Linked DNA regions of Homo sapiens: region 1 is linked to region 2. A link is a loop called in an ENCODE intact Hi-C map of the cell type or tissue named here. Cell type or tissue: heart left ventricle. All regions are shown on one strand. Each heading gives the region's core, and the rest is flanking DNA. Links, peaks and the distances in the headings are about the cores only. Region 1 has its middle 12 kb from the start of MIR8052. Region 2 has its middle 34 kb from the start of LINC02551.

Region 1 (15,350 bases), core at 3,113-11,112, 170 kb before region 2:
ATCAAAACTGGGCAAAGTTTTACTTTATTGTCTTAGAGGAAGAAAAATCAACTTGTTCCACTGGTATGGGATTTGACCACGGCAGCTTCCAGGAACTGGGATGGCCTGTCTGGGGCAGGAGCAGGGAGAATGGAGCCAGCTACGTGGATTAGTCCATTTTGCATTGCCATAAAGGAATGCCTGAGAGTGGGTGATTTAGAAAGAAAAGAGGTTGATTTGGCTCATGGTTCTGCAGGCTGTACAAGCATGGCAGCAGCATCACTTGGCTTCTGGGGAGGCCTCAGGAAGCTTTATTCCCAGTGGAAGGTGAAGGGGAGCAGGTGTGTCACATGGTAAGAGAGGGAGCAAGAGAGAGGAGGAAGTTCCAGGCTCTTCAAAACCCCCAGCTCTCATGCGAACAGTGAGAGCTCACTCATTCCTGTGAGGGGGGCACCAAGCCATTCGTGAGGGACCCACTCGCATGATCTAGACACCTCCCACCAGGCCTCACCTCCAACACTGGGGGCCACATTTCAGCATGAGATTTGGAGAGGACAAACTTCCAAACCACATCACTATGCTTTCACCTGAAGTCAAGCTGCCAAACTCTTTGTTGTCCCTGGTCATCTAACGAGTCCACTGGCATGTACCCCACTCCTTCGTGTACCCCATTTCTGGCCCAAGCTCCCTCACATCAGGTTCCCACCTCCTCACCTGCCTGTGGCTGATCTTTGCCCCTTCTCCCTTATTCTTGGTCCCTTCTTTCCCAGTTTTCTCTCTCTTTGTGGTTGGTCCTGGCTATCTGCTTCTCCTCTCATTGTCTGCTCCACTGCAATCCACCCCATGCTTTTTTATTTCTGCCCTGATTTTTCCTACTGCTTCCTACCTCTGTTCATCTTAGGCTCTGCCTTCCCCATTCCCTTACCTCCCTTCCTCCCCCAGGCTCTGGGTCTGTGTGCTCTAATGGGAGCCTAGGTGAAACACCGACAGGGGAGGACGACCACAGTAAAAGACTCAAGTAAAAGAAACACCATGGGCATGGTGGCTCATGACTGTAATCCCAGTGTGATTGGGAGGCCAAGGTGGGTGGGTCGCCTGAGGTCAGCAGTTTGAGACCAACTTGGCCCACATGGTGAAACCCCGTCTCTACTAAAAATACAAAAAAAATGAGCCAGGCATGGTGACACACACCTGTAATCCCAGTTACTCGGGAGGCTGAGGCAGGAGAATCGCTTGAACCCAGGAGGCAGAGGTTGCAGTGAGCCGAGATCGTGCCACCGCACTCCAGCCTGGGCAACAGGGAGAGACTCCATCTCAAAAAAAAAAAAAAAAAAAAAGAAAGAAACACCATGGCGACAGGCAGGAGCAACTAGAATCCCTTGAAAGAATTCAAGTTCCTTTAATGTAGACTGTTCCTAATACACAACGGGGTGATCAGAGCCAGTGAAGCCATACTGCTGCCTCTGGCTCATTGCAGTCCGTTTTTAATAAAGGCTACAGCTGGACACAGTAAGCAGAGGAACTCGAAGTTCCGCCCAGTGCTGAGATTCTATGGTTTGCAGGATATTACAGCTGTAATATTTTAAATACTTTAAAATCATGAATACGTATCAGTTTTAATTGATCCAGGCCTAATCTTAGCTAGAAGGAAGAAGGCCCGGCCACTATCTGAGCTCTGTTGAGCTATTTGACAGGCTTGCCTGTCCTCTTGGCACTGCTGCCGCCGGAGCCAGGGAACTCTAGCACACCCAGAACTTTCACGGAGGCCAGAGTTGCTGCTTTCCAATTCCTCCCACAGTTTAGGGAGGCGATGAGATATCGGTGCTCTCATTCCATGTTGCTGTGACTTCCAAACATCATAAAGCAAACTGAGAATGGCCCTGGCCGAGCCGTCAGCCCCAGCCTTGCTGTACTTCTGGTCCGGAAGAGACCGGATGGGAAGCCTCCAGGTTCTCAGCTAGGGTAGGTCGTATGCACCTGGATGTCAGCATCTCCTCTAGTTCCTGAGGGGCCTCCTTCCTAGGCTCTTCCACCAGAATCCAAGTTGCTACCAGGCACAGCACTGCATATATTTCTTGGCTTGACTAGCTTTTGCCCAAGTGTGATGGTTAATTTTTCTGTGTCAATGTGGCTAGACCACCATACTCAGCTATTTTGTCAAGCACATCTGAATGTTGCTGTGAAGATATTTCTCAGATGAGATTAACATTTAAATCACTAGACTGAGTAGATCACATGAAAATATGGGTGGACCTCATCCAATCCTGTGAAAGCCTTAAGAGCAAACACACTGACATCCCCAAGGAAGAGGAATCTCAGCCTCCAGACGACCTTCAGAAACAAGACTGCAACATCGACTTTTCCTCAGTCTCCAGAATGCCAGCCCATCCTGTAGCTTTAGGACTTGCCAGTCTCCACTGTCCTGTGAGTCCATTCCTTAAAATAAATCCCCCCAACGCTGCTGTGAGTGCACGCATGCATGTGCACACACAAAGACACACAGACACACACACACACACACACTATTTGCTCTGGGGGGCTAATATGCCAGGTGAGGCCCAATCTAGACACAGCACAAGGTGGTCTTTCTTTCATTGTTTAATTTATTGCTGCCACAAGATCCTTAAAGCAACTCATTGAGTGTCCAGGATTAAATTAGCTCTTGGATGGTTGACTGCTGGTAACTAGGAGCTATCGGCCTTTAGGGTGACCAACATCCTGGTTTGCATGGGCTGAGGGATTTCTTGAGCTGTGGGAGCTTCTAGGGGTAAAACTGGGAAACCTAAATAAATCAGTCAACCCAACCACTTCAGCAATTTGGGCAACTGGGTTTTTTCCATTCAAATGCCTAAAATTTTTGAGACTGCACCTCTGGTGTACTTACTAAGAAACTGTTGTGCCTAACGTCTCCAGATCTTGGTTGTTGATGCAACAAGCACACAACCCCTGTCACAGACATGCCATTTTAAGGCCCTGGTGTTGCATCCAAGAACCACTCAGAGCCTTACATAAACATATCTTCTAATGTCCCCAAAGCACTTTAATGATGAGTGTGCCTCTTGCCAGCAAGCACATTTACATGCTGGCTGTGGAGTATTCTTAGGATTCTCACTGCTGGCTGCCACAAGCCACGGCCGACCCTGCTTAGGTTCTTTTCTGTGCTTGGGAGCCACAGCTGTGTATCTCTGAACCCTTCTTTCTCAAATGCTAGTGCTCTGTGACTTCCAGTTTTCTGGCAAATTCACCGTTGCCCGGCATGAGCCCTCCAAGTGCCCTTCTTGTGGTTAGCTCCAAAGCTGAATGTCTGTGTGCAAGCCCCTTAATAGAATCTAGACAAGATCAGGCCTCTCCCTCTGCCAAACCCCTTTCTGTGTGGACACAGTTTCTTGACGGCCCAATCTGTAAGACTGGACAATGGAGAAAGTCAGCGTTTAAGAGGTTAATGCCCCTCGCCCGATTGCCCCACTTCTCTCCTTCCTGGGTGGTGTGAGTTGGGGCCTCTCAGAGACTGAAGTCTAGAGGGCCCTCAGGCATTCAGGCCCTCCGAGCCCAAACAGTTCCACATGGCATGTGGGTTTTGATGTGAGAAGCTGCACATAGGAGATGAGTGTGTTGCTATTTATCAGACACTAAACTCCTTGCTCAGAAAAGCCAAGCCCCTGCACTCTCGCCCCATTAGAGTTGCTGACCATGAAACATACTCATCCGCGGAGCCACAGATAACTGCGGGTGGAAGTTGAGACCCTCGATGACCTCTGTGGCAGGTACTGTGTCAGGCACTCCACTCTGGGCAGTAGATAACACCACCACCATTTTACCAATGAGGAAATGGACTCAGATTAAGTGGTATGTTTGGTGTCACAGTAAGCAAGCAGTGAAGCTAGGCTTTGATCCCAAGTTTCTCTGACTCACTCCAAAGACCAGAGTCCTTCCTCTGATGCTTCACAGCTTAACAACATGCAGATACATGACATGTTCCAATCTCAACTTCATCCTCTGTGGACTCAGAATTAGGATGGCGTGATAGATTGTTAAATATGACCACAGATTCCTCCCATCCCCGTGTGCATGTCCTGTGCACGGCAAGTTTGCTGTTTCTGCCACCATGAAGTGGAGGCTTACTTCACTCCTTCAAACTGGGCTTGGCCAGGGAGCTAGTTTTGGTGAACGTGATGTTAGCAAATGTGATGGGACATGAGGCTTGCCAGGTGCTTGTGCATTGGGACTTGCCTTCTCTTGCTGCTGCAGACCCTTCCTCCCCCACAGAGCAGCTAGAGGCATAAAGCGTAGGCAGCAGCTAGCACCAACTGCCAGGAGGGCAGATGATGCCATCTTAGACCAGCCAGCCCCCAGCTGATCCTCCAGCTGACTAGAGCTGCATGAATGATTCAGGAGAGACTAGGAGAAGAACTGCTCAGCTCAACCCAACTTAATTATGTATAGATTTGTGAGCTGATAAATCACTGGGCTGGCTTGTTATACAGCAATAACTGGTATGGAGGGTAACACCCTCCCTTGGGCATAGGAACTGCAGAGGTGCATGTGTGCGCACACACACACACACACACACACCATCCCATGTTGATTTAGCTACTTGGTTGATTTCACTACTTGGGAGAAGGCCGACCACTAAACGCTCAGAGAGTGCCCCACCTGGATGGCTGTGCCTTTGTTTCCTATCTTTCTGTCACTTCCCATTACTTTCTTGTTTCAGACTCTTTGTGCCAAAGTCCCTGTGTTGGCGGGGGGTTGGGGAGGGGGCTGGTGATCGAGGGGGTGGCACTCAGCATTTCGCTGGGACTCATTGCCCCTCTATAGGATAATGGGATAATGGATTAGTTCTCTCGCTCATTGTTGGGCCTTGCACATTCTAGAGCCTCAGACCTTGCAAGAATTCACTGTTTTTCCTTCTTTCCGTTAAGCTCTGGGTTCAGCGGTTTTTGCTGGGTTTTGGGGAGGAGAGGATAGTGGGAGTGACAGGAAGATAGACTCTGATTTCCCCATGAACGAGGATGAGATGAGCTAGAAAATGATGAAGAACTTCCACTCCAGGGTAGAGTTGATTTGTCTATAAGAATAAAGATTAATTTCTCCCATACTCATTCTGCCCTCTGCTCATCTAGTTTTTTTTTTTTTTTTTTTTTTTTGAGACGGAGTCTCCCTCTGTCGCCCAGGCTGGAGTGCAGTGGCGTGATCTCTGCTCCCTGCAAGCTCCGCCTCCCAGGTTCACGCGATTCTCCTGCCTCAGCCTCCTGCATAGCTGGGACTACAGGTGCCCGCCACCACGCCACCACACCTGATTAATTTTTAATAGAGACAAGGTTTCACCGTGTTAGCCAGGATGCTCTCGATCTCCTGACCTCGTGATCTGCCCGCCTTGGCCTCCCACAGTGCTGGGATTACAGGCATGAGCCACCGCCCCCGGCCTGCTCATCTAGTTTTTAAGAGAAGTTTGTATTCCCCTTATCCTTATGAATGTAACATAGGCCTTATTTCTTATGAATAAAACCCTTGTCTAATTAAGTTTTCTGTCTGGTAAAAACAATGCCAAAGGTATAAATGTCCCTTCCCTCCCAATAATAGACCTGTTGATTGAGTAGGTTTATTGTTGTTATTATTATGTGATGTTAATGCACCTAAGCAGTGTCTTAGATTGTCCAAAGAAAGCATCAACGTATCTCAGATTATCCATGTTTCGTACTTTTTTAAAAAAGAAAGTAAGACGTGGTTTGATATTTTTGCTGAAATCACCCAGCAACCATCTACAACAAGGGATGGTGAACTTTCTATAAAGGGAAAGACAGTAAATATTTTAGGCCTGGCTTTCATGTGGTTACTAACCGAACTACTACACTGCTGTCGTAGCATGAGGGCAGCTGTAGGCAGCAGTAAATGAATGAGCATGGCTGTGTTTCAATAAAACTTTATTCACAAACACTGGCAGTTGGATTGGCTTTGGCCCAGCAGTTTGTAGTTTGCCAACCCCCATCTAGATGTGGAGATTCTGAGCTATGGGCATACAGTCTTTGGGGTTGTAAGTCAGTCTTCCCAAGATGAGCTTTTATGTACACTGGGAAGCTGGTGTTGTAAGGGGCCTCAGATAAGCCTAGACTGGTATGAAATCTAGTCCCACCCTCTCATTTTACAGATGAAGCAATAGAAGCTCAGAGAAGTGAAGCAAATCACCCAGAATGAGGCAACAGAACTCATGCTCCTGACACTGAGCCAGGGCACAGCAGTTGCTACATACTTTCTTTGAGTACTTCCAGTATGTTTCCAAGAGCTTTAACAATAATAACACCTAACATACAGATGTTTGCCAGTTTATCATTTAGAATGGTGAGAAAATATATCTTGTTTTATATATGAACAAATTGAAGCTCATAGACTTTCAGTGACCTGCCAGTGGATTCAGCTAGTCATGGATCTAGACACAGACCCATGCCTTTGGACTCTAAGGCTGGCACTATTGTGCTGTAGAAACACGTTCTATAGATAATGCCTCAGCTGCAGAACAGAAGAAGTAGAGAGAAACTGGTAACTTGCCATTGACTCGGTAGCTTTGGTTCTGAATGTATTTCTGGGTAGAGCAATAGAGGGGATCCCTCTTGGTTCCGTCTTTGAAGATTTGATGCTGTGAATTTGGACCTGGCCTGGCAGCAGATCTTAAAGTGACCCCTGCTCTTGAAGTTAAGGATCTCTAGTACTTCCTGGTGCTGCCCCATTAAATGCAAGAATCTGGCATCTACGTAAAACTTTTTTTTTTTTTTTGCATACGTTTTCAGGGATTAGAGAATGCAAGGCACTTGCTGAATAGTGGTCATTAGGTATGGAATAATTCAGGTAGACAAGCTCAGCTTTAGAGATGCTCCCTGCAGCTTTTTTCCTCCCGGGGGAGAGAGGTGGAGAGTAACTGTGTCTTGGTGGTCAGGTACACCTAGCACAGTACAGGGTGCACAGACAGCAGGACACTGCCTGGTTTATATCAGTCCCACCCCTTCCACCCTCTCAGTGACACTCAGTGACACTCTGCCAGGGCAATGGTGCCTGGCGACCTCTTCCCACTCACATTCCTGAGCACTGCTGAACCCAGCCCAGCTAAGCAAAGCCTGCCAAGCAACTCGGCACACAGAGTGCAGTGAACTGCCTAGAAGAATGCAGGGACTGAGGCCAAGGTCTGCTTGGCTTTGTTATCATTTATTTTGGTGTATTTATTTAATTGTATTTGCAATTTCTTCTTCATTTTCCTTCTTTGCTCTTGGATGGCACGTGACAAGGACTTCCTGGCATCACATCTAATTATACTATTTTTAAATTTTCCCTTCACGCCCCATCACTGGCAAATGTTTTTCAAAAAACTTGATGAGATTAAAACTAAATTGACCAGATGGCTTCTTTGCACCTAATTAACACAGTCCACTGGTGCCAGATTTCCAGGGCACAGGGACCCATTATCCTCATGCTTACTTCCTTGAGCTGCACCACTCTGTTCTGCCTTGTATATTTATCAACTCTGGAAATGGATTTAAGGAAATGCACAGGTGTTACTGAGCTAAGAGGAGTCTTGGGGCTTTAGGGTTTGGCAGAGAAATGCAGCAAAATGTGCTGGGAAGAGTCCCTAAGTTGCATGAAGGATCATCTTTTCATCTTCCAATTCTGCTTCCTAAAGCCCAGCTAACAAGGAGAGTAAATGGTCTAGAACTAGAAAGCTAGACCTGGGTTTCATGTTCTGTCCCTGTTGTGTTCATTGTCCAAATTTGTTAGAGGGTATGAGAATTTTCTGGTTAACACTTAGATTCATGCATCCATCCCATATTTTCTAAGTTCCTCTAACATACCAGACACTGAAATAACAGCTGGGGATATCATTACAAATAAGACAGGCAGTCTTTGCCATATCAGAACACATAGTCTATTTGGGGGAAAATATTAAAAAAGGTAGTTCAGGTGTTGTTGCAACCACTTCTTTTCCTTCAAATGGTAGTATTCCATAAACTATAAGGCAATTAAGAGATTTGGAGTATGTCTCTGCAATATCTTCTCCGGGGCCTACAGGGTCATAAGCCTCTCTATTGTTGACAGCCGTGAATGGCCCAGCATCCAAACCTGCCTATGGAGCTGCAGCCCACTTCTCCACTGGATCCAAGAAAGGAATACAGAGGAGCACTCCTTTCCCCACGCAACACAATGGGTTGTGGTACATACGTGACGTTCCTTATGGAAGAGTTGTGGTGATCTCAGAAGGAAACATTCCAACTCAAAAGGACAAAGCCTGAAACTGTACTTAGAACTTCCTATTTTATTACACAAAGGAAAGAGACTTTATCTTGGGCCTTCACAAGGAAGACATCCTTCTCCGACCTGGCTGTCAGGTTCACTTTTATATTCATGTGTATTTCTTCTTTAAGCCTCTCAATCTGCCACCTCTCAAATGTTTTCTCTGGAAAAATACATTTCCTCCACTGGCTGAGGCTCTAGGTTCTTCCTTTCAATCTTCAGTCTCAATTAGCATTAACTAGATGAGCACAGATGTTCACTGACTCTAAGTTTCTCAGGCTACACAGCCCATGAGTGAGTGTGTAAGTAGATCCTGTACCTACCAGTGAAATTGTGACCTGCTGGTTCCCGACTTAAGTGGTATGTTAGCTAAAGATATCACTCTAAGATAAACATAAGCTTTTCTTAGTGTCCAGATAGTTAAATCCCATGATGGAAAAATAATATTTCTGTATTAGCAGGCCTTTCTGGCTTAGTCCCTTGGGAATGATAGGACCTCATTAGTGGGTGAAAGGGCCCCAGGCTCTTTCCTGTTCTGATCAAGCCTGGAAGAATCACACCACAGTAACTTCAGTTTTTAATGGTTATTCTATTTATAATTTGGGAAATAATTACAGTTCTGATTAAATTATGTTGTTTTTAGTTTCCCTCAAATGGGAGGAGGAAGACTGCAAATTTGTCTCACTTCAACAATTTGTACAAATTATTTACTTACCGTTGTTATAATTAACCCAGAGGAAAAAATACAGGGTTCCATGATGTGCACAGCTGGGGACATCAGACATGATCTGGCAAGAAAGGGAGAAGGTTCCTTAAAGAGTTGAGATATAAAAAGTAACTAAGCGTCTTCCACTTCCAGTCAAGATGGAGTAATGGGGATTGGATTTACCCTCACACTTGACCCAACTACAGCACTGGACAAAATGTATGAAACAATGACACTCAGGACATTGACCATCAAGTGACAAAGGAAAAGTAGGAGGGGAGCCCTGTGATTACTCCAGCTTGCAACCTGCAAAAAATATTCAGGTCACAGTGCAGGTAAGAATCAGATGTTTCCTTGAGTTGGGAAGACAAAATTAGGAGTCCAGGGAAGCCAAGGCAGCTAGAATTTCCACAGAACAACCACCATAAATGAGAGATCCAGGCAGAGAGAATTCCAGAGATATTCAGGAGATTCCTGTCAAGTACTCCGTTGAGCGTGAATCAGGCCATGCATGTGAGAAATTATCCAAGGCTGGGGAAAGAATCACCTTGAGAGGATTAGAGGAAACAGTAACCGAATGTTACAGACAGTCTGTTTCCAAAAGCCACAGTTGAAAACCCGATTTAAGGGGCATCAGCTACAATTCTAAGAAGTGTCTTACCTCAATAGTGGGAAAAATTATCCCTAGGCTAAATGCAGCTCTGGTCCCAGCTAACGAAGTTTAAAGCAAGTCCTGAAAAGACCAACTGTTTTTGAGTAACCTAGCCACATTCTAGAATCAAACTTAAAAATTGCTCAATTTTTCCCCAAATCTGATTAAAACTGCAAAGCCACAGGCCTAAGAAGTTCAACAAATCCTAAGCACAAGTAACACAAAGAAAACCACATAAAAATGGTTAAATGTTAAAGTGTTTAAATTTTTTAAAACCAATTATGAAGAGAAAAATTTTAAAAGTAACCACTGGAGAAAGACATATTACATACAGAGGAACAGGGTAAGGATGACAGATTTCTCTCTGGAAACAATGCAAGTCAGAAGACAGTTGAAAAGCCTCTTTAAAGTACTGAAAGGAAAAAAAAGCCCCCCTAGAATTCTTTACGTAGCAAAAATATCTTTTAGCAGTTATGGAAAAATACAAACCTTTTCAAATATATAAAAGCTGAAGTAAATCATCACCAACAGACCAGAATTATAAGAAATGTTAAAGGAAGCCCTTCAGGCAGAGGAAAAGTGTTACTAGATTAAAAACCTCAATCTTCACAACAGAATGAGTATCACAGGAAATGGTAAATATATGGTTAAATATAAAGACTATTTAAAAAAGTTTAGTTATATTCAAACACAGTAAACCATTTAAGTGAAAAACAAGAACACTACTTTGGGGTTAATGACATGTAGGACGTATATAACGTGTAGAAAATATATAACAACCACAGCACAAAAATGAGATGGGAGAAATAGAAGAATAATGTTGCAAAGTTTTCACACTACACTTGAAGTTATCTAATATCACTTGAAGGTAGACTATGATAAGTTAAAATGTGTATTATAAACTCCAAACAATTTCTAAGCATGATGAAGGATTATTTTTTAAAAAGAAAAAAAAAAGAGACTGGGCATGGTTGCTCACGCCTGTAATCCCAGCACTTTGGGAAGCCAAGGTGGGTGGATCACGAGGTCAGGAGATTGAGACCATCCTGGCTAACACAGTGAAACCCTGTCTCTACTAAAAATACAAAAAATTAGCCAGGTGTGGTGGTGGGCACCTGTAGTCCCAGCTACTTGGGAGGCTGAGGCAGGAGAATGGCATGAACCCGGGAGGTGGAGCTTGAAGTGAGCCGAGATCTTGCCACTGCACTCCAGCCTGGGCAATACAGTGAGACTCCATCTCAAAAAAAAAAAAAAAGGAAAAAAAAAGAGATTAAATAGGATCAAAAAAATAAACAGTCTAAAGGAAGGCAGAAAAAACTGGGACACATAGAAAACAAATAAATTTAAATCTAACCACACAATCACCTTAAATATAAATGGCCTAAACCCTGTAACTCAAAGGCAGAGAATAACAGATTGTATAAAAAATAAGGTACAACTTTATGCTTCCTAGAAGAAACTCATTTTAAATATAAAAATACAAACATTAAAACTGAAGGATGGAAAATATATGCTAACACTAATCAAAAGAAAGCTGGAGTACTATATTACTATCAGATTAATGTATATTTCAAAGAAAAAAAATACTACCTAGGATAAGGAGGATTGTTTTATGACAATAAAAGGGCCAGTTCAAGAGGACATCAGAAATCTATAAATGTGTATGTACCTAATAACAGAGATTCAAAATACATCAAGCAAAAACTGAAGGTAGAAGAAATATACAGTACATGAAACTAGGAGAAATATACAAATCCAAAAATAATAGTCAGCTATTTTTACACCCCCAACTGTTAATAGTTGACAGAACAAGTAGATAGCCGTAAAGAAGACTTGAAAAACAGCTGTAAAGAAGACTTGAAAAATACTATTAACCAACTTGGCCTTAAAATTTACACTTATAGAACACTCCATCTAACAATGGCGGTGTACACCTCAAATGCACATAGAAGATTTACTGAGATATACCATGTTTGGGACCATAAAACAAATGTCAATTTATTTAAAAGGATTCAGTTCATGCAAAGTATTTTCTAGGGCTGCAATCAAATCAAATTGGAAATCAATAACAGAAAGATTTCTGGAAAATTCCCAAATATTTGGAAACTAACTAATATGCTTCTAAGTAACCAACGGGTTAAAAAAAAAGATATCAAAAGAAAAATCAAAGAGTATTTTAAACTAAATAAAAGTAAAAACAAATTATCAAACCTTGTGGGATGCATCTAAATCAATACTTTTAAGGACATTTATGGCAATAACACCCATATTATTGGAAAGAAGAAAAGTTTTTAATCAATGACCCCAACTTCTACGTTAAGAAACTAGAGGCTGGGCATGGTGGCTCATGCCTGTAATCCCAGCACTTTGGGAGGCCAAGACGGGCGGATCACGAGGTCAGGAGATCGAGACCATCCTGGCTAACATGGTGAAACCCCGTCTCTACTAAAGATACAAAAAATTAGCCGGGCATGGTGGCATGTGCCTGTAGTCCCAGTTACTCGGGAGGCTGAGGCAGGAGAATTGCTTGAACCTGGGAGGTGGAGGCTGCAGTGAGTCGAGATTGCACCATTGCACTCCAGCCTGGGCCATAGAGCGAAACTCTGTCTGCGGAAAAGAAAAAAAAGAAACTAGAAAAAGAAGAAGAAATTAAACCTGAAGGGAAATAATAAAGATCAAAGTGGAAGTCAATGAAATAGAAAACAGAAAACTATAGAGATAAACAATGAAACCAAAAGCTGTTTAAAGTAATCAATAAAGTTGATAAAGTCTAGCCAGACTGACTGGAAGAGACAGAGAGAGAGAGAGAGAGAGAGAGAGAGAGAGAGAGAGAGAGAGAATGTTATAGTATCAGGAATGAGAGAGATGACACCACACCAGATCCTATATGTATTACAAAGATAGTAGACAATATTATGAACAACTTTATGTCAATGAATTAACAACTCAGATGACATGGATAAATTCCTTGAAAAACATAAATATCCAAAGCTCACTCAAGAAAAATAACTTGAATAGCCCTGTATCTATTTTAAAAATGGAATTTGTAGCTAAAAGTCTCACGAAGAACACTACAGAGGCCAGGTGTGGTGGCTCACATCTGTAATCCTAACACTTCGGGATGCTAAGGTAGGAGGATCTCTTGAGGCCAGGAGTTTGAGACCAGCCTGCTCAACATAGCGAGACCCTGTCTCTACAAAAATAAAAAATAAATTAGCTGGGGTTGGTGGTGGTGTGTGGCTGTAGGCCCAGCAACTCGTGAGTCTGAGGCAGGAGGATTGCTTAAGCACGGGGGTTCAAGGCTACACTGAGCTATGATCTCACCACTGGACTCCAGACTGGGTGACAGAGCAAGACCCTGTCTCCCTTAAAAAACAAATAAACAAACAAACAAACAAATTCTTATTATTTATTAGCCTTATATCCTGCAAAGCACAAAATAGGTTTGAAAATAAACTATATTTTTATGTTGTAGCAATAGACAATCAAAATTAAAATAAAAACACCATTTACAATAAAATCAAAATACAAAATATTTTGGGATAAATACGGCAAATGATGTGCAAGACATGTACTCTGAAAACACAAGGCAATGCTGAGAGAAAATTAAAGAATACTCAAATGTGCCATGTATCTTGTTTATAGGTTGGGAGAGTCAGCATTGTTAAGATGTTAATTCTCCCTATATTGGTCTATAAATTCAATGCAACCCAATCAAAATTCCAGCAGGCTTTTGTATAGAAAATTTCAAGCTGATTTAAGAATTCATCTGGTAATATAAAGGACCTAGAATAGTCAAAACAACTTTGAAGAAGAACAACTTTGAAATAAGCCTTGAAGACACATTAAAGATTATTATAAAGTTAAAACGTAGCATTGAACTCAAGGGGGACAAATAGGCTAAAGGAATGTAATAGAGTCTAGAAATAGATCCACACATACATAGCATATGCAGTCAGTTGATTTCTAAATTTTATTTTATTATTATTATTTTTTGAGATTGAGTCTCACTCTGTCGCCCAGGCTGGGGTGCAATGGCGTGATCTTGGCTCACTGCAACCTTTGCCTCTCAGGTTCAAGAGATTCTCCTGCCCCAGCCTCCCTAGTAGCTGGGATTACAGGTGTGCACCACCACACCCATCTACTTTTTGTATTTTTAGTAGAGAAAGAGTTTCACCATGTTGGCCAGGCTGGTCTCAAATTCCTGACCACAGGTGATCTGCCAGCCTTGGCCTCTCAAAGTGCTGGGATTACAGGCATGAGCCACAGCACCTGGCCTAGATTTTATTTATTAATATATCTTTTTTTAAAGAGAATTTTTAGGCTTACAGAAACATTGAGCAGATAGTGCAGAGTTCCCATAAACCTCTGTACTACTTTCCGCTCACCACCCTACCAGTTTCCCCTGTTATTAACATCTTGCCTCAGTGTGGTTCATTTGCTACCTCTGGTGAACCTACACTGATACATTATTATTTACTGAAGCCCATAGTTTATACTAGGCTTCACTCTTAGTGTTGTATGTTCTATGGATTTTGACAAATAAATAATATTATGTATCCACAGTTACAATATCTTACAGAATACTTTCACTACCCTAAACATCCCTTGTGTCCCACCTATTCATCTCACTCTCCCTCCCCCTGAAAACCTCCCCTCCCCTGGCAATTACTTATTTATTTATTTATTTTTTACCGCCTTTACAGTTTTGCTTTTCCCAGAATGTTATATAATTGGAGTCATACAACAGATAGCCCTCTTAGAATGGATGCTTTCCCTTAGAAATATACATTTAAGGTTTCATCCATGTCTTTTCCTAGCTTGACAGCTCATTTCTTTTTAGTGCGAATAGATGTGCCATGGTTTGTTTATCCGTCCGCCTACTGAAGGGCATCTTCCTGTTTCTGGCAATTAGAAATGAAGCTGTGATAAACGATGGTGTGCAGGAGCCCTACTGATATGGTGGTAATATGTTGGGGGGAAGGGAAACTTTCTATTATCCTGTGACTGGATGTCAGTCATTGAGAGTCTGTGCTGCTGAGGTGTGACATTCAGGGGTGCTTCTCAACTTTCCCTTTCCCGTTTGGAGAAACAAGAAGGCTAGAGGAGGCTGGAGCTATTTCCCTTACCCCACATAGACAGCCACAGGGAGCTGGTGTTGGGGACATCCCTTCCCACAGGCCCATCAGGATCTGATAAAACCCCCAGTTATGCCCCAGTAGAAGAGGTTCCTTTGGGGGCAGGCCTTTGTTAAGGGGAAGAGATCACCCTGAACATATTTCAAAATGATTGCTCCTCTCCCCTTGCTGGAAACAAGAGGAGATTTTCTCTAATTTTCACTCTGAGATCTGGGTGGGGCTCCTGGACGTAAAACTTATGAAAGTGTGGGGCTCCCCTAAGAATGGGCTGCTAGGACTTTTTAGTCCATAGCTTGGTCTCCAGCAATGAGTCAATTATTGTTTAGGTGTTCCTACCACAGCTGGGGCTTCTGCTCCTGTAAGCTCTCATTCTGTGCATCTACCTTTCTCTCAGTTTTTGGGGTAGTAGCATGGCCTGTGACCTTTCTCTGATTGATCAAAGAAGAGTTGTTGATTTTCAGTTTGTTCAGTATTTTCCTTGTGAGGCTGGAAGTGATGGCAAGCTCTTTACAAGTGGAAGTTGGAAGTTGTCAATTGCTTTTGAACAATGATGCAAAGCCAGTCCATCCAGTGAAGAATGGATGGTCTTTAAACAAAT
Region 2 (15,350 bases), core at 2,560-10,559:
ATCACCTGATGCAGGGGGCAGAATCACCAATCATCTGATGCAGGGGGCAGACCCATCTATCACCTGATGCAGGGACAAGGCCATTCAAAACCTGAGGAGAAAGAGAATTACCCTTAAATCTCAGCCTGGATGGGGAAATCCTTAGGATCTGAGGCTGCTCCAGGGACCTATCTTCTCTCTGTGTCTGCTTCTCTCTTTTCATCTGCTCCTTCTCTGCTCTCTGCCAGCTGACCTCCTCACCCTCAGCTCCCACATGTCCAGTTTGAACAGGGTTTTGGATGCCCTGTTTGTCACTGAACCTCAATGTGCCCTTCACCTTCACCTCTGCTGTTCATGCCTCCATCTCCCAGATTCCTCTTCCCAGCTTATCTCTCTCAGCTCAGCTTTTCAGGACAGGCCATAGTAGGTCTTTGGAAGCCTGTAGACTGGCTACCGTAGGTCCTTTGACTGTTGAGTCAGTGGTGGTGGCACTGCAGAAACAGGAGGAAACAGGCACAGCTGCAGGTGGAGCATGTTCTCTTGGGAGGGCTGTGCCCCTAAAGTGGAGGTCAACCTCTTAGAAGGCCATTGGAGACCATCCAAGTTCTTAAAGACAACACTCCATCTCCTCCATGATTGTGTTCCAACTTACTTTCCCAACCTTCCACTAGCCCAGAGGAAGCATTTGCTGGGCCTTGCAAACCCCTCAGCTATCTTGCCTCTGCGGGCTTTCTCTCCATGTATGGGAAATCTGTCACATGTCCCAGCTCTAGCCATCTTTCAAGCCCCTTCCTTTCTGTAAAGCTTTCTCTGATCATGACTTACTGAAAAAAAAAAAGAAAGAAAAAAAAAGAAGGCTATACCTATACATTTTTCTCATTCCTCTGAGGTCTCTTTGCATGTGATATGGCATCTCTCCCCACCAAAAGGTAGACTCTATTTTTCTATGTTTTGAATCTTGGGCTTGACCATGTGGCTTGTTTTGGCCAATGGACATTAGCAAAGGGGACACAGGGAGGAGCTTAAAAGAGTATGCTCAGGGCTTTCTCTCTCTCTTGCTGGTAGAAACCTTTCATGAGAGGAAACTAGACTAGACTTCTGGAGAATAAGAGGCCATATACAGAGAGGTCACATCTTTCCCAGTCATCCTAAACATGTGAATGAGACCATGCTCAGTCATCCAGCTCTACTGAGCCAACCCTGAGCAGAACTGCCCAGCCCACTGCAGAACTGTGAGAAGTAATAAGTATGTATTGTTTTAAGCCACTAAATCTTGGAGTGGTCTGTTATGTGGCAAAAACAAACTGATGTGCCATCCCTCCCCATTTCCCATGCTGGAATCTCTCTCCCTTCTGGAACCCCATAGTATTTATCAGTATCTTTCATTAAGTATCTGTCGCCTTCTACATTTTCTCATGATTGTCTGTGGAAATACTTAACATGTATGGGAGAATAAACTACTTGAGGGCTGAGTGCATTCTCAATTCATTTTTTTATTTCTTCCAAGCTCTAGTCTTGTAGCATCTGATTGATCCCTGACACAAAGCAAGCCCTAAAATGTATATGCAGGAATGAGAAGCAATGTGGAACAGTGATTTAGAACACCAGTGTTGGAATATCTGAGTTAAAATCCCAGTTCTGCTACTTACTAACTGTGTCTTCTTGGGCAAATTATTAAACCATTTTATTTCGCCGCAGTTTCCTCATCTCTAAAAACGGCATAATACTGCAACCTACATCATGAATTACTGTGAGGATTACTTGAGTTGATGTAAGTTGTTAAATATCAATAAATGACAGGCACCTAGTGCTGCATCTGGCCCACCCAGCATGACGAGGCCACACCATGGTCCTCTCGGTTCTCTACAGCCACCAAATGTCATCTTGTCTCTCATCTACTGAGTGACAGGATCTACTGGCAACCCACTGATCCGATAATCCAGCATGAAGAGAGATGGCTGGACTCTCCCCAGGCTCTTCTCCCTCTATGGAGCAGAGGGGTATCTATTTAAAAGGGAGCCTTCAGGAGGTAGGTGGTAAATGCAGGCCTTTCAAGACTTTAGGACAAGCTGCAGGTGCCTGCTCTATCTTGCATGACTCCAGTGATACTGGGAAGATTATGGTATCTCTCTCCATCTCCATTCCTTCCTCTATAAAATAGGGGTAACTATATCTGCCTCACAGGATTGGCACGGGGCATAACTGTGCACGGCTCAATTAAGAACAGCCTTTACTACTAGTTTTCCTCCCCTCTTATCTCAGACACTTGCATCTCCACTGCAATGGTCCTGGCTATGTGGTCTTGCCTGAAGGAGACCTTAATTAACACTGGATATCTGCCAAAGGCCCCATTATAAATTCACCTAAATTTAGGACTGTCTGGAAATACCTTCATCTCCTGTGACCTTAGTTTTGACTTCCACCTCCATATATGGTGGCCATTTGCACAGCTGTAAAACAGGGCTGTGGCACATGACCACGTCTCCTCCATCCTTGGCTTGCCACAAGCTGCAGACCTGCACTGAATGTCAATCAGAACATGAAAGAGGGTGGTGCTGGAGAACACGGCTGCAGCAGACTCGATTTAACCTTCTAAACATCTTCCGAACTCTTCATTGCTATGGCTACCACTGTAGTCCAAGCTCCTATCATGTCTTATCCAAACAGCTGCCACTGCCTCCATCTCACCCTAAGACACATTCGGAAAGCAGAGCCTACAACAAAGGCTTCTGTGCTCGTTGCTTACTGAGGAGCAGCCCCAGGAATCAGAAGTGAGGGGTAGGCAGAGTGGAAAAAGAGGGATGGACAATACTGGGTGTGTAAGTGAGGTTACTGGTTGGGCACATAGAGCCTACCTGGAACCTTCTGAGCCTTCACCATCCCCTGCACCTTGTTGAGGGTTGCTCCTGGAAGCATGAACTCCCCTCACTTCCAGATTGTGCCTATGCATGGGCCAACAGAGCTCATGCAACTGGAAGCTCTGGGGAAGAAAGCACTTGAGGTTGGGGTTGTTAGTGTGAGGTGGGGTGAAGCAAACGTGGAAGTTTCCCCCCTGGCTGCAGCTGGACTCAAAGGTGAGACTGAGTGGGCATGGGCCAGGCACTGCTTGCTCCTTGCTTTTCTCTGCCCTGGAGCTACGGTGACTGTTTTTTCAAAATGTAAAATGTATCTGTTACATATGCTTTCTCAACTGTCAGGATACAATCCTAACATGGCCTGGGAGACCCTGAACCAGCTTTTGCCCAGCTCTGCCCACCACTCTTGCCTCTTCTCCTCCCACCACTACCTCACTGTCTGCAATTGGGCCACGCTGCCTGCTCATCATTTCAACAAAAGTGCTGTTTCTACACTGACCACAGGGCCTCTGCACATGCAACGCCCTCTTTCACTAGCGAAGCCCTATTTGTTCTTCACTTTTCAGCTCAGGCATCACTTCCACAGAGAAGTCTTTCTAACTCCATCTCTAGGATGGGCCAAGATCCCTTGTGAGCCTCTTTGAGAATCTTCCTTTACACACAAGGAACTGGTGTCCGCAGCTCCTCCCCTTACCTGGGGTGAGGTTGGGGGCAACAGAAGAAGGGAAAACGACTCACTTCTCAGCGCACGCCTCCGGGATCCGTGGCCACTTATACTATGTTCTTGTGTTGCCAACTGAAAATATCAAGTGATTAAAAATTAATCGGGCTAATAAGGCAAGTGCCAAAATTGTTAATGGTTATCTGAGCTTTCTGGTGGCTGTATGCATGAAAGACCCTCCTTCTAGATTCCTGCCTTTTCCAGGTTTCCTCTCTTCTTCTGTGTCCTCTCATTGCACAGCTGGCGTCTCCCTTTCCGTGGGACCTGTGCTATTCTCTTCCTGAGACTAGCTGGGTCCAGGAAAACATATCTTCCTGGTTCTTTGAGTGCATGTCACCCTTTGTCCAAGCCTTGGGCTCCACCACTCCTTAAAGGCTTGGAGGAGAGAGCCTGCAGTAAGCAGTGTCGGGAGGAGACAACTCGCAGGAACCTCTCAAGGAAGCAGATGTAGATGTTTCAGCCACCTGGTTTAAGCAGATCACAAAACTTAGGCAATAAATTTGACTTTAAAGCCCTCTGTCAACTACGACCAAAAAAAAAAAAGATTCCGGGGAAGTTTTCTGATTTGGAGAAATTACATCCAGGAGTGTCTGTTGCGTAGGTTTGGGAGAAGTTGCCAATTTAAAACCTTTCTTTCAAAAGATTCAGCCTGTCCCCGCAATCACTTGGTTTTTTTCTTCCTTGCTCATTCCTGGTTTTAAGCTCTTCCCCCTGGAGACACCCCACTCCATTTTTTTTGTCTCCCTCATTCTCTTCTGTCTTGGTGCACCCCGTCTCTTCCCTCTTCCATTCCCCTCCTCTGTGTTCCTCCTCCTTTTCTTCTTTCCATTCTCTGTCCTCCCCACCTTCCTTAATGCTCTCCTCTCTCTTCATCTTCATCTTCTCACACACCTCCCACAGGGTTCCCATTCCAGGGGCTTCTGACAACTTGAAAGACTCTAGAGAACAAAAGAGAACTCAGCTGTCACTAAATATTCCTCCCCGCTCCCCCACCAGTCCCTTCCCCCAAGGGCTTCGGAGTAGTTCAGGCCCCAGCTCTCTCTCTTTCTGTAAATGAGCCTCTGCCACATTTTCCTTATAAATAAGAGCCATTCAGAGCAGTTTTCTCTTGAGCTGCCTGGGGGATGGGAAGTGTCCATCCCATCTGCATCCCGCAGCCCACCATGCCGTGCTGTCAGACACCGTCCAGCCACTACACCTGAAGCCCAAAGGCAACCCATGGTTCCTGCCCAGCAAGCCCAGGGTGAGTGTGGCATCTCCCACTGCCCTGGCACCCAGCTTCAGCAGCCCTGCCCACCAAGGCTCATGGAGCCTTGGCCAGGGAAATCTGCCTCAGGCTTGGTCAGTGTTTTAGGCAGAGAAGTCACTCCTGAATGCAGTTTAAATGTCTTTGGCAGCAACAGAACACGAAGGTCTTTTAAAGCAAGTCGTCCGCTATCTGTCAGAACAGGGGAGCCAGTTAAGATTTTATTACAGTTTATCTCCAGAGGTGGGGGTGGCGAGGGAGGGCTCAGGAGTTATTTTCCATGTGTGAGATAGACTAAGTCCTGAGGCTTGCTAAGTTTATAGATCACCAGTTGCCAGAGTTCCTTTTGCTTTTTACCCTGGAGGGGAAAAATAAAAAATTAAAACATCCACTTACAGATCAATTGCATCGTCTGCTGCTCAACAACATATGGGCCTAGGGCAGGAGGCTGTGAGCCAGGCCTCATTACTAAAGATCCCTGCAAAAATGGGTGCAACCCAGACAGCCTCTCCCTCCAAACCCCTGACCCAGGGATTGCTGTCCATGCAGCTGGAACAATGAGCACTTGTGGGGGTCCTCCCCCCATCAGTCTAGGGCCAAAGGATATCAGCTAGGGCCCCGAAAGCAATACGAGGTCTTCTACCACGTTTTTATTTTTCTTGCTTGGCTTTCTTTGAAATTTACATCCCAGAAGAATATCCTGGAACTTTTATAGATGAGGGAGTTCCTTGGGAGAGATGGAAAGGGGAGGAAGAGGAAATGGGAAGAGATTGGCGTGGGTGCAAGGAGGAGGAGGTAATGATCATTTAAAGGAGAAACGGAGGATGGAAGTGGGGTGGCGTGCAGAGCTGTGGTGGAACTCAGCCTCGGAGCTGGGCTTGGCGGGGTTGGAGAGGCCCTGGGCTGCAAGCAGGGGATCCTGTGCCTTTGAGGTACAGACTTTGAATCCACAGAAGTGTGTGTGTATCGCCCCACTTGATCCCAGCTTGCTTTCCTTCATCCCTTTATTCATTCATCTGAAAGTCCTCATGGGAATTTGTTTTGTGACTGTTACTGGGGACACAGCAGTGTACAAGACAGGCACGTTTCTTCTTCTCTTGGAGCTTTCGACTTGGTATCAGCCCATTTGCCTCTGTGAGGAGAGACAGTCGAAGCACCCATGAGTCGTTCTACTCTCAGAATCCAGCTCTGCCCGTGGTCTGACGAAGGCTGAGCCCCAGAGCTGCCACGTGGAGAGGCTGCTTGTCCACAGGCACAACTCCTGCAGGGCACAGCAGAAAGCGAGGAGGCATGCTGCTGGAGAAGGCCTAGCAGCAGTAACCGCCACCCTGCCAAACCTGGCCTAACATGGAAAAGACCCAGGCAGCCAACGGCCTCCTGAATTAGGTTGTTTGACAAAGCAATGAATGTAGCCTGGAGAGAAGCAGGCTGGAACTGCAGGGCATGCTACAGCTATCTTCAAAGATCTGAAGGAGGTCATAGAGGGGGCATGGTGGAGGTATGTACAGCGGCTCCAGAGGACACAGTTTGCAATGCTTGCTGGAAGTTATAGAAAAAGGAATTTGGGCTTACTGTAAGAAAAAATTACATGAAACATAGTAATGAGCTCCCTGTTCTTGGAGGCAGACAAGCAGTGTCTGCACCAACCTGCTAGTTAGTGATGGCACAGAAGAGGTGGCTGCACTGTATGAAGCTGGGCCTGCACGGTATCCCATGCTCCTTCCAATTTTAATACTTTATGATTCTGTAAAACACCGAGAAACTTTATTTTTAAAGCCACAAACCACTTATTTTTAATTTGGGTGTTCCTTTCCCATATTATTATTATTTTTTGTGGTGTGGGAAAAAATGTTTCCAAGGCCCTTCCCTTCTTTGCTGCCTCTGAAAAGCCAGACCTGGGCACGTTTTCACATGAATATTTTACCCTAGAAACTCCGGGCAAACGGGGTCCAGTGCCTTATACACTGGGAAACTGCACAGCTCTGAGCCCCTGAGAAGTGCGTAGTGTTATCTCCAGTTTATTGTTCATTCTTAGAAGGTACTCTGATGATTATTTAACTATTTTCCTGTCTTGGTTTGAAGAGGCAGGAATTAAATGTCAGTGAGTGTGTGTAACAAGAACTATGTAACCCTGCCCTTTGGGAAGAGTGTGTGGGGGGAAGCTAAAATTACTTAGATCATGTAGGGCTGCGCTTTGAGGTTCTCTGGAGCAAGGCTTGTGATGCCTGGGACAGCAGAGCTGGCAACAGCGGGCCCAGTGCCCTCAAGCCCCTGCTTCCTGCCTGTTTCTCTGGAAGTCAGCTGAGCTTCATGGCCACCCTAGAGCACAGCCTTGGAGCCCCTCTCCGCACACGTGGGTGTGCTGCCTGTCTCGGGTTAGCCATGGCCCATGAAGCTATCTCTGACTCCTGAGCAGCCAGACGTGGGGTGGGGTGGGGTGGCAGGGTGGGAAACCTCCCAGTCACCAACAGTGACCTTGGTGAGGCGCTGGGGGTGAGTCAGATCCTCCTCACAGACTACACACGGCTGCCACCTCCTGGAACTTGCCATAACCCAGGCAACTCTCAGATCCTGGGCCTTCACTTGTGATGTCAGGGATGGGGGCATTGCAAAGGAGGGAGGCGGGGACAATGGCTGGATGTTACCTGCTCTCTACTCTGGAAACCCAAGGCTGGAGGCTGCTGCAGCTCTGGGCGCCCTGGGGGCTTCTGCCAGCCCCGCCTGGCTTCCCTCTTGGAACAGAATGGAATCCTCACAGGTTTATAAAACCAAGCCTGATTTCAGGAAAGGGGGTGTCCTTTGGGGCACCTTTGATTTATCCTGCCATCCTCATCCACATCATGCCCCACAAGAAGCCCTTTCTCTCTGAGCCGAGGTGCTGTCACAAGCTGTTCAGAGGCCCCCATGCCCTAGTACCTCTGAGACAAGCAGTTGCTGTGGCAAAGGAGAGGCACCAAACAAAGACACTGGCCCTCTCTAAAGACTCTTGGTGACTCTAGAGCCAGAAGTCAACAGTGGGATGGACAGATCATCTCCAGCTCCTGTCTTCAAAACGCACCTGTGTTTTAACGGCTCCCCAGGGAAGGAGATCCAGTCACTGGCTAACATTCTGCGATGGTGTCTGATAGCCCTCACCAGCTCCAGAATGTTCCTATCCCTCTTAGGCTTTCTTTTTGTATCTTCATCACTCTGACGTTGGTGCGCTTTCAGGCCCTGTTTGCTGCAACCCTGACTGGAACCTCCACATTTAAGTTCCTAATGAAATCTTCTCTTTGACTTTTGCTCATTTATAAAACTTTGTGCCAGCTCTTGGGGTCCAGAGAAATCAGTTTCTAGACCAAATGCCAAGTGCCATCTCCCAAATCTGCAGGTGAGGGTAGTCACTAAAATGCCAAGTGACCTGTCTGCAAGCCGACAGCTGAGGGTGACCTTGCTGGCTGGGCTAGGCCAAATGGGCTCCGGCGTTCAGTGTGTCTCATTTCTCTGCTATTTGACCTGGTTCACATTTGGCTGCGGGGATTGAGCCCAGGCAGTGGGCCCAACTCAGCGGTGTCCTCTGGCCTCTGCACAAGATCTTTATCATGAAGCTAGGCAAGGGCTGTATAATCCTTTCCGTTACTTCAGGGTAATGGTCGAGGTAGGAAGGAGCTCTGGGTGACCTGCCTGGAAGAACAGGTTGAGGTTTATAAGGTTGATTTCAGTAGGTTTTGGGGTTTAATGGGTAGGGAAAGGAGAGGGGCTGGCTGATGATGGCCAGGCCATAGCACTGAAGTCCAAAGACCCAAGGTATACAGAGGTCAAAGCTTCAGGTTGGGCAGGAAATTTGTGCAGGCCAGCCTGGAGAGCATTCTTAAGTCTTGAGGATGGTACATTCCCCAAGGGCAATGACCACTTCGTAAATGTATTTTCACTCCCTTAGAAAACTCAGCACAGTACTGTCACATAGTATACAGATGATGGTCAAGAGCACTGAGTTCCAAGCCCTGCTCTAGGATTTAGCCTTGTGACTTGGGCGAGTTAATTAAATTATCTTCTCTGTGCCTCAGTGGGCTCGTTTGTTAAATGGAGATAATAATAGTACTTGCCTTACATGACTGTTACAAGGATTAAATGAGAGGATAAGCAATTATAGCAGTGTCTTGCTAATAGTATTAGGCACACAACAGGTAATGATTGAGTGAACGGCTAAAATTCAGATGGAATTATATTGCAGGAGGACTAAATTCCTAGTTTGAGGCTGTTTATCTCCAGTGCTTGATTTCTGGTATTTGTCACCTATTTTATATGCTAGAGAGTTTTATAATTATTTAAATCATGTCACCAAGACAGCCTGGAAGAAACTAGTACATGTATTGAAACCCCTTCCACCTCGAGGCTGGAAGCTGGGGCCAGGCAAGCACTGCCGCCACGTTCGCCACACACGTTTAAGTTCAGGGGCTGAAATGTGCAATTTTTTGCTGTTGATGGAGCTACAGCTGCCTGGACAGACCTAGGCTACACTGTTCAGCCCCGTGCTGCAGCTGGCTCCTCTCATGACCAGAGGCCAACATACATCCCATGGTTTGTTAGGGTCAGGGCAGCCACCTGGGGCCACAGACCAGAATGCTGCTCACTTATCTCCTTGGGGATTTGCATTTAGCCCTTGGCCTTGCTGGCCCTCTGCTCTGGCCACCTGAGAAAGCTGGCACAAGACAACAGGAAATTGGAAGCTATGTCACAGGTCAGGTGTCCAGGGAAAGGCCTGAAGGTGACCACCCTGGGTGTCATGTGGAGGGAAGGGAGGACACCCTGGCAGGAAAGCCTGGACTCAGCTTGGGCTGTAGCCAACCCCTCTCTCTTCAAAGCACCCACCAAAAAAGCTGTAACAGAGCAGAATGGCTGGGCCTCTCTCACCCCTTCCTTTCCCGCACTGAGCTCGCCTGTGCACCGGCCTCAGGACTCGCCTGCCAAGTCCCTTGGCTTCCCTCCGCAGTCTGTGGAATCTGAGCAGGATGATCCCTGGCCCAGCTGTTAGGAATCATTTTGAGGATGAAAACAATTAAGCTGGGCAAGAAGCCCACCACCGAATCCTGCCCCCTTTTTTGCACCCTTGCCCATTGTTCTCCTTCACCCCTTTCCGGGTCACCTTTTCTATCTATCCACGAACCTGCTGAGAACATTCACTGACAGTGTGCTGGCTTTGGAGGCACCCGCCCAACCCTGTGGATTTGGAGATCCTGGGGTGTGGGAGGAAGGGGTAACCGGATTCTGGAAGCATCTCCCCCCACAGGAGGCTCGGCCAGATTCAGCCAAAGTGCTGGCCATCTGTGTAACGTTGCTAAGCAGTGTCCTTTCCTGGACTTGTCCTCCCTGCCCTCTGGGCATCAGAACTCTTGGTGCTGAAGTAACAGATATGCACACTGAGGCATGTCTAAGGAAGGCTGTGAGCCATTTATCCATCCACCCTAGGCAGCCCTTCAGGCTCTGCAGGCCAGAGAGCTCACTGCTGCATCTGAAGAAGTTCCTCAGATATTTTGAATGTTCCCTGCAAGGGCAGGACTAGCTGAAGGAAGTGCTAGACAGGGTCCTGGGGCTCTGGACTCCAGCCTGCGAGCCAGGCAAGGGGATGACGGCAGCATCTTTGGTCTCTGGTGCTCCACATGGCTCCTGAACTCCTCTGGACGGTGTCTGTCTCTCCTGCCCCCCAGGCCACTGTGTTCTTCCCGCTGCTGTGTCCTGGTATCTAGGACCATGCCTGGCACACAGTAGGCTCTCAGCAAATTTGTCTCACTAAGGCTGACAATGCCCACTTTCTGCAGCAGGGCCAGCATCCTTTCTTCACGTTAAGGCGTTGCTATTCCTTCTTCACCTGGGTTATTTGCCTTAAGTATCAAAGTCCTAAGCTAAAGAAACAAAACGCTAAGGTGGATGATTTCAGGCATCGACAAGGGAGAAGAAGGCCTGTCTTGGGGAGGAGGTGACAATGGGAGCTTCGGGAAGACAGAGAATGCCTGTGAGGCTCAGCTCCCCAACTGTCCCTAGAACTTCTTCATTATCTCTGTGGCCCCAGGAAAGGGACCCAGAGGCTGGCCCATGCCCAGTGTGAAAGCTGGCAGCAGGCGTGCAGGGGGAGGGGGGAAAAGCAGCCCGAAGTGCATTTCTCAGTGCATTTCTCAGCACATCACCTTACTCTGATCCACCCTGTTGGTGAGGGCGGCTGCCCCGCCCACCTTCACAGCTGCCGGGGTGTGGCTGGGGAGGGGAGCCTGGGCTGTGAGAACAGATGATTTCAATTTAAGCAGCATTTGGGGAGAGTCCTGTTCCACTTGCTCATTTTTCTTAGCACTCCCCCCACCCCTGCTCCGAAACTTGATTCAATCAGTGGTGGATGGGAAAGGCCCGTTTCCATGACAACCCCACTGTGAGAGAGAAAAATCAGCCACAGAGCAGGCTAGAATTTTATCTGGAAGAGGGCACTTGGGTAGGTTTAGAAATGGAGGCCCAGCAAACAGTGCGATGGGCTCGCATCCCATGGTGGGACCTCGGACCCTGGAGAAGGCATGGAACACGGGGTGCCATCAAGGATGTTTATGCTCAGAGAGACACACCTGCTCGTTGCCTGGTTTCCATTAAACCTGCCTGATCTCTCTGGGCTCCAGTCCTACCGCTTGGGTTTATTTTCATGGCTGATGTAACCCAACCAGACTGATGAGTCTGGATCTTTCTCTTTTTCGTACAGTGCTTCCTGTTTAGTTAAGCGTGTTCAATATTTCTGTGCACATTCATTTCCCATCTGATGTTTCCAAAGATGACTGTGGTCTCGATTTCATCTTCCAAGGCGAATGCTCTGGAGCCCAAGGACCCAGATGTGTTGATAGAAAGCATGGTGTGGACATCGTTCACAAAGTTTCGATCCAAAGGGAGGGGATCTTTGGGAAAGATTAAGGGTTTCAGTTCAATCTCTACACCCTTTTAGAGTTGTAGAAGTTGAGTTTCTAAGGAGAAATTATTGGCTGGACGTAGTGTCCCAGCCTGTGTCCAGAATGAGATGTTCAGGAAAGGTGTTTCTAGGAGGGACGTTGCTCTGAAAATGTCCAAGTCTGGGCTTGAGGACTCAGGATACATTGACCCCTATCATTCTCTGAGATTCTCAGTCTGCTGGTTTCCTTGCAGATCTATATGCCAGCCCAGCTCTGGGCCTGGCAGAACTCATGGCCCTAGGTTTGGAAAAATCCCCAAATGTAATCTCCTCCAAGGGTTTTGCCCTTCACTCTGAACTCCATGGGGCCTTTTAAAGTAGATTGAATCCATATGTTTCTGATTCATTTACACTTAACTCATCAGAATGTTCCTTTTTTTTAAATGCGTGATTTGTTGTCTTAAGATGCCTTTGCAGTCTTGTTTATAAGTGCTTCTTTCGCCTTTAGAAACAAGATACTATGTCTTGTCAAGGCATGTGTTGGGGTGGCTGTAGTAGAGACCTTCTAGTTTCAGGTCTGAGTCTCATTTTGGTTCCTAAGAGGAAATGCACTATTTTTGCAGAGCTGCTTGGTTTGAGTGTTAAAAGATTTCATTTACGCTCTGAGCATGGGTTTGACAGGAAATATTTTTACTCCTTCCCTTAGGTTGGAAACTCAGTGAACGCCGCTTCTGAGTAGCAAAGAAACCTTGGGAAAATTACTTAATCCTTTTGGTCCTCCAGTCTTTCCTCTGTAAACTGGGGATGAAAATACCCCCACATCACAGGGCTGTCATGGCAATAATGTACTTCAAGATGTTATAAAAACATGAGTCATAGAATTAGCTGGGGTTCCTCTAAACAAGCCCATGCATTGCTCTAGCCTTTCCTTCATATGTCATCCCTTGGGTCCGCTTTACTCCAATTAATACATCGAGACTCAACCCAAACATCACATAGTCTAAGATCTTCCTTGTATATCAGCCTTGACCCCCGAAGAACAGTCCGTCAGTCTCTCCCCTGTGTCCATGCAACATCTTACCCATGTCTCTATCCTCCGACTCATCACTTGTTAGCAATTTGTTTATATAGCCCTATTTTCCCTTTATAAAACTGAGATCTCCTTGAGGGCAGGAAAATTATATTCATCTTGGTATTTCCAAAGACATGGACAGAGTCTGGCTCATGGAGGGGCTCAATAATAGTTGAAAATAAGAAAAAAAGACAGCAAAGGGAATACAATGCTATAAATTCTTTTGGGAAATCAGGATGAATCCGGTTAACTCCACCTGGCTTTGTAAGAAGTGAGGCTAAGGAGAAAGTAATTAGTAAGATTTCTCCTTTTTTCTGTAAGAACTGTTAATGCCAATTAGAGGGCAGCTTCCAAAAACCACCAGTAGCAACAGCACACTTCTTCAGTAACTATATCAGCTCCTTTGGTCACGCCCAAGTTTTTGAGACAAAACTAGAGATACCCAACCCATAGGGTCATATGTAATAATAAATATCAAGGTCCTACAGTAGAATTCCAAGCTATTTCCTTCTTTAAAGTATATCATGTGTAATGGGAAAGAGGAAAGTCTTTTCCCATTTTATGAAGGATTTTATTGTCAACACTGGTCCTCAATCCAACACTCTCTCTCAATCCATAACCTATGAGCATAGCCTTGGAGAAATAAAAAATAGGTCCATATAAATCCAACATTCAGAGTCATTGAATGTTAGATATGTAAAAAGCAAAGTGTGACTGCTAGTCACTGTAGGTCTTGGGGCAGCAAAGAAGCATTGAAAAGATCCCTGCCTTTGAGTATTGGTTGTAGATAAAGAGGCACAGCTAACTGCATGGCAGAGAAGATTCTGATAATTGCTAAAACAAAGGAACAAAGCATGGATACAGAGGAGGGAAAAGTACCTATGACCAGTTTAATCTGGGAAGGCTTCATGGGGGAAAGGTGGTAACATTTGACCTGAACTTTGAAATACAGCTAGAACTTGACAGATGGTAATAGAGAGAGCTTCCAGACAAAGAGAATAACCACCTGAACATAGTTCATAAGGTGGACATGTGCAGAGCATATTTTATGAACATCAAACAGACCAGGCTGGAGTGTATAGTTACTGGAAGGAACAGTGAGAAATTAGGCCAGAAAGATAGGCTTGAGCTTGAAGTTAAGGACTTAAGACTTTATATCACTATTTTTTATTATGGAATGACTTTTTCAGAACTATGGTATAGAAAGATCATCCAGGCCACAGTGTAATAATAATAGTCATCCTTTATTGAATACCTGCTATATTCAAGCAACCATTCTAACTGATTTATATGAATTAATTCATTTCATTGTCATTTCAATCTATGAGGTAGATTATGTCCCATTTTACAGATGAGTAAAATGAGGCACAGATAGGCTGGGTGACCTTCCCAAGTCCAAACTGCCAGAAATCAATAGAACCAGAATTCAGATCTTGATTTTTGGCCCCAGACCCCATGCCCTTAACACTTAACACTCTCATAGCAAAGAAGCAGAAAGCAGGCAATTAGAAGCTATTTCAGTATCCAGTAACAAGTTCTGAGGGCTGAATGGAAACAGTGGTTTAGAAAGAGAAAGAAAACATGTATGAATGACATAGTAGAGGCACTGCCCCCAGTTTGCTGTGGAGTGGAGGATGGTGAAGGAGAGCAGAGTCAGAGAAGACTTTGTGGCTTGGGATTTGAACCACAAAAGGCAAAGTAAATTTCAATGGGAAGGTGAAGGGTTCAGTTTTGAACATGTGGAACATAATACACATGTGATACTATCTTGCAAAATGTTGGAAGTGTGGGCTGGAGAAAGTTTGCAGCTACAGATGTTGAAACATTGTGGGAATCATTGAAGCCAGAGTAGGTCAGGCCATCAGGAGAAGCACAATCTCTTTGATGCCTTGTAAGATAAACTCTCATCATTTTTCTTTTTCTGGTTACTCAAGGTATAAAATTCAGTTGTTGATTTGAGATCTTTCTTTTTTCAAATGTGAATACTTATGGCTACAGATTTTTCTCTTTGCACTGCCTTCACGGCATCCTATAAGTTTTGGTATGTTGTATTTTCATTTTCATTTATCTCAAGGTATTTTCTAATTTCTCTTGTGATTTTGTCTTTAACACATATGTTGTTTAAGAGTGTGTGTTTAATTTCCACATATTTGTAACTTTCCAGTTTTCCTTCTACTATTGATTTCTAGTTTTATCTTATTGTGGTTAAAAAAGATATGTTGTGTGACTTCAATAATTTTAAATCTGTTATGTCTTGTTTAAATCTGTTATGACCTGAAAAATGTTCCAGGTAACACTTGAGAAAATATGTACCCTGCTGGTGTTGAGTGAAGCATCCTGCATATGTATGTTAGGTATAATTGGTTTGTAGTTGTTGAAGTTCTCTATTTCCTTATTGATCTTCTGTCTGGTTGTCTTATCAATTTTTGAAAGTAGGGTATTGAAACCTTCTATTATTGTAGGCATGTGTACTTCTCCCTTCGAGTCTGTCAATGTTTGCTTCATATATTTTGGAGCTCTGATATCTGATGCATACATGTTTATATTTGCTATATCTTCTTGGTAAATTAACTCTTTAA

Evidence for each region. Peaks named below come from ENCODE experiments on the same cell type or tissue, not always from the same donor. Only the 100,000 strongest peaks of a DNase experiment are listed, where the experiment ranks them.
Region 1: it touches region 2 in a loop (2.6-fold over the local background); 7 of 110 quality-filtered maps call a loop at or near these places.

What each region holds. Positions count from the first base shown.
Region 1 is chr11:130,646,988-130,662,337 of GRCh38, forward strand. No RefSeq gene overlaps it. Among named protein-coding and RNA genes, the nearest start is that of MIR8052, 12 kb to the right of the region's middle. In heart left ventricle, for the core only: no CTCF peak of the experiment used is centred there; a DNase peak (open chromatin) is centred at 7,054; H3K27ac peaks cover 3,129 bases.
Region 2 is chr11:130,820,650-130,835,999 of GRCh38, forward strand. No RefSeq gene overlaps it. Among named protein-coding and RNA genes, the nearest start is that of LINC02551, 34 kb to the right of the region's middle. RefSeq lists enhancers at 5,420-5,999, 6,000-6,578. In heart left ventricle, for the core only: a CTCF peak has its summit at 7,348 (motif pointing left); DNase peaks (open chromatin) are centred at 8,282, 9,372, 9,742, 10,070 and 1 weaker place; H3K27ac peaks cover 1,162 bases.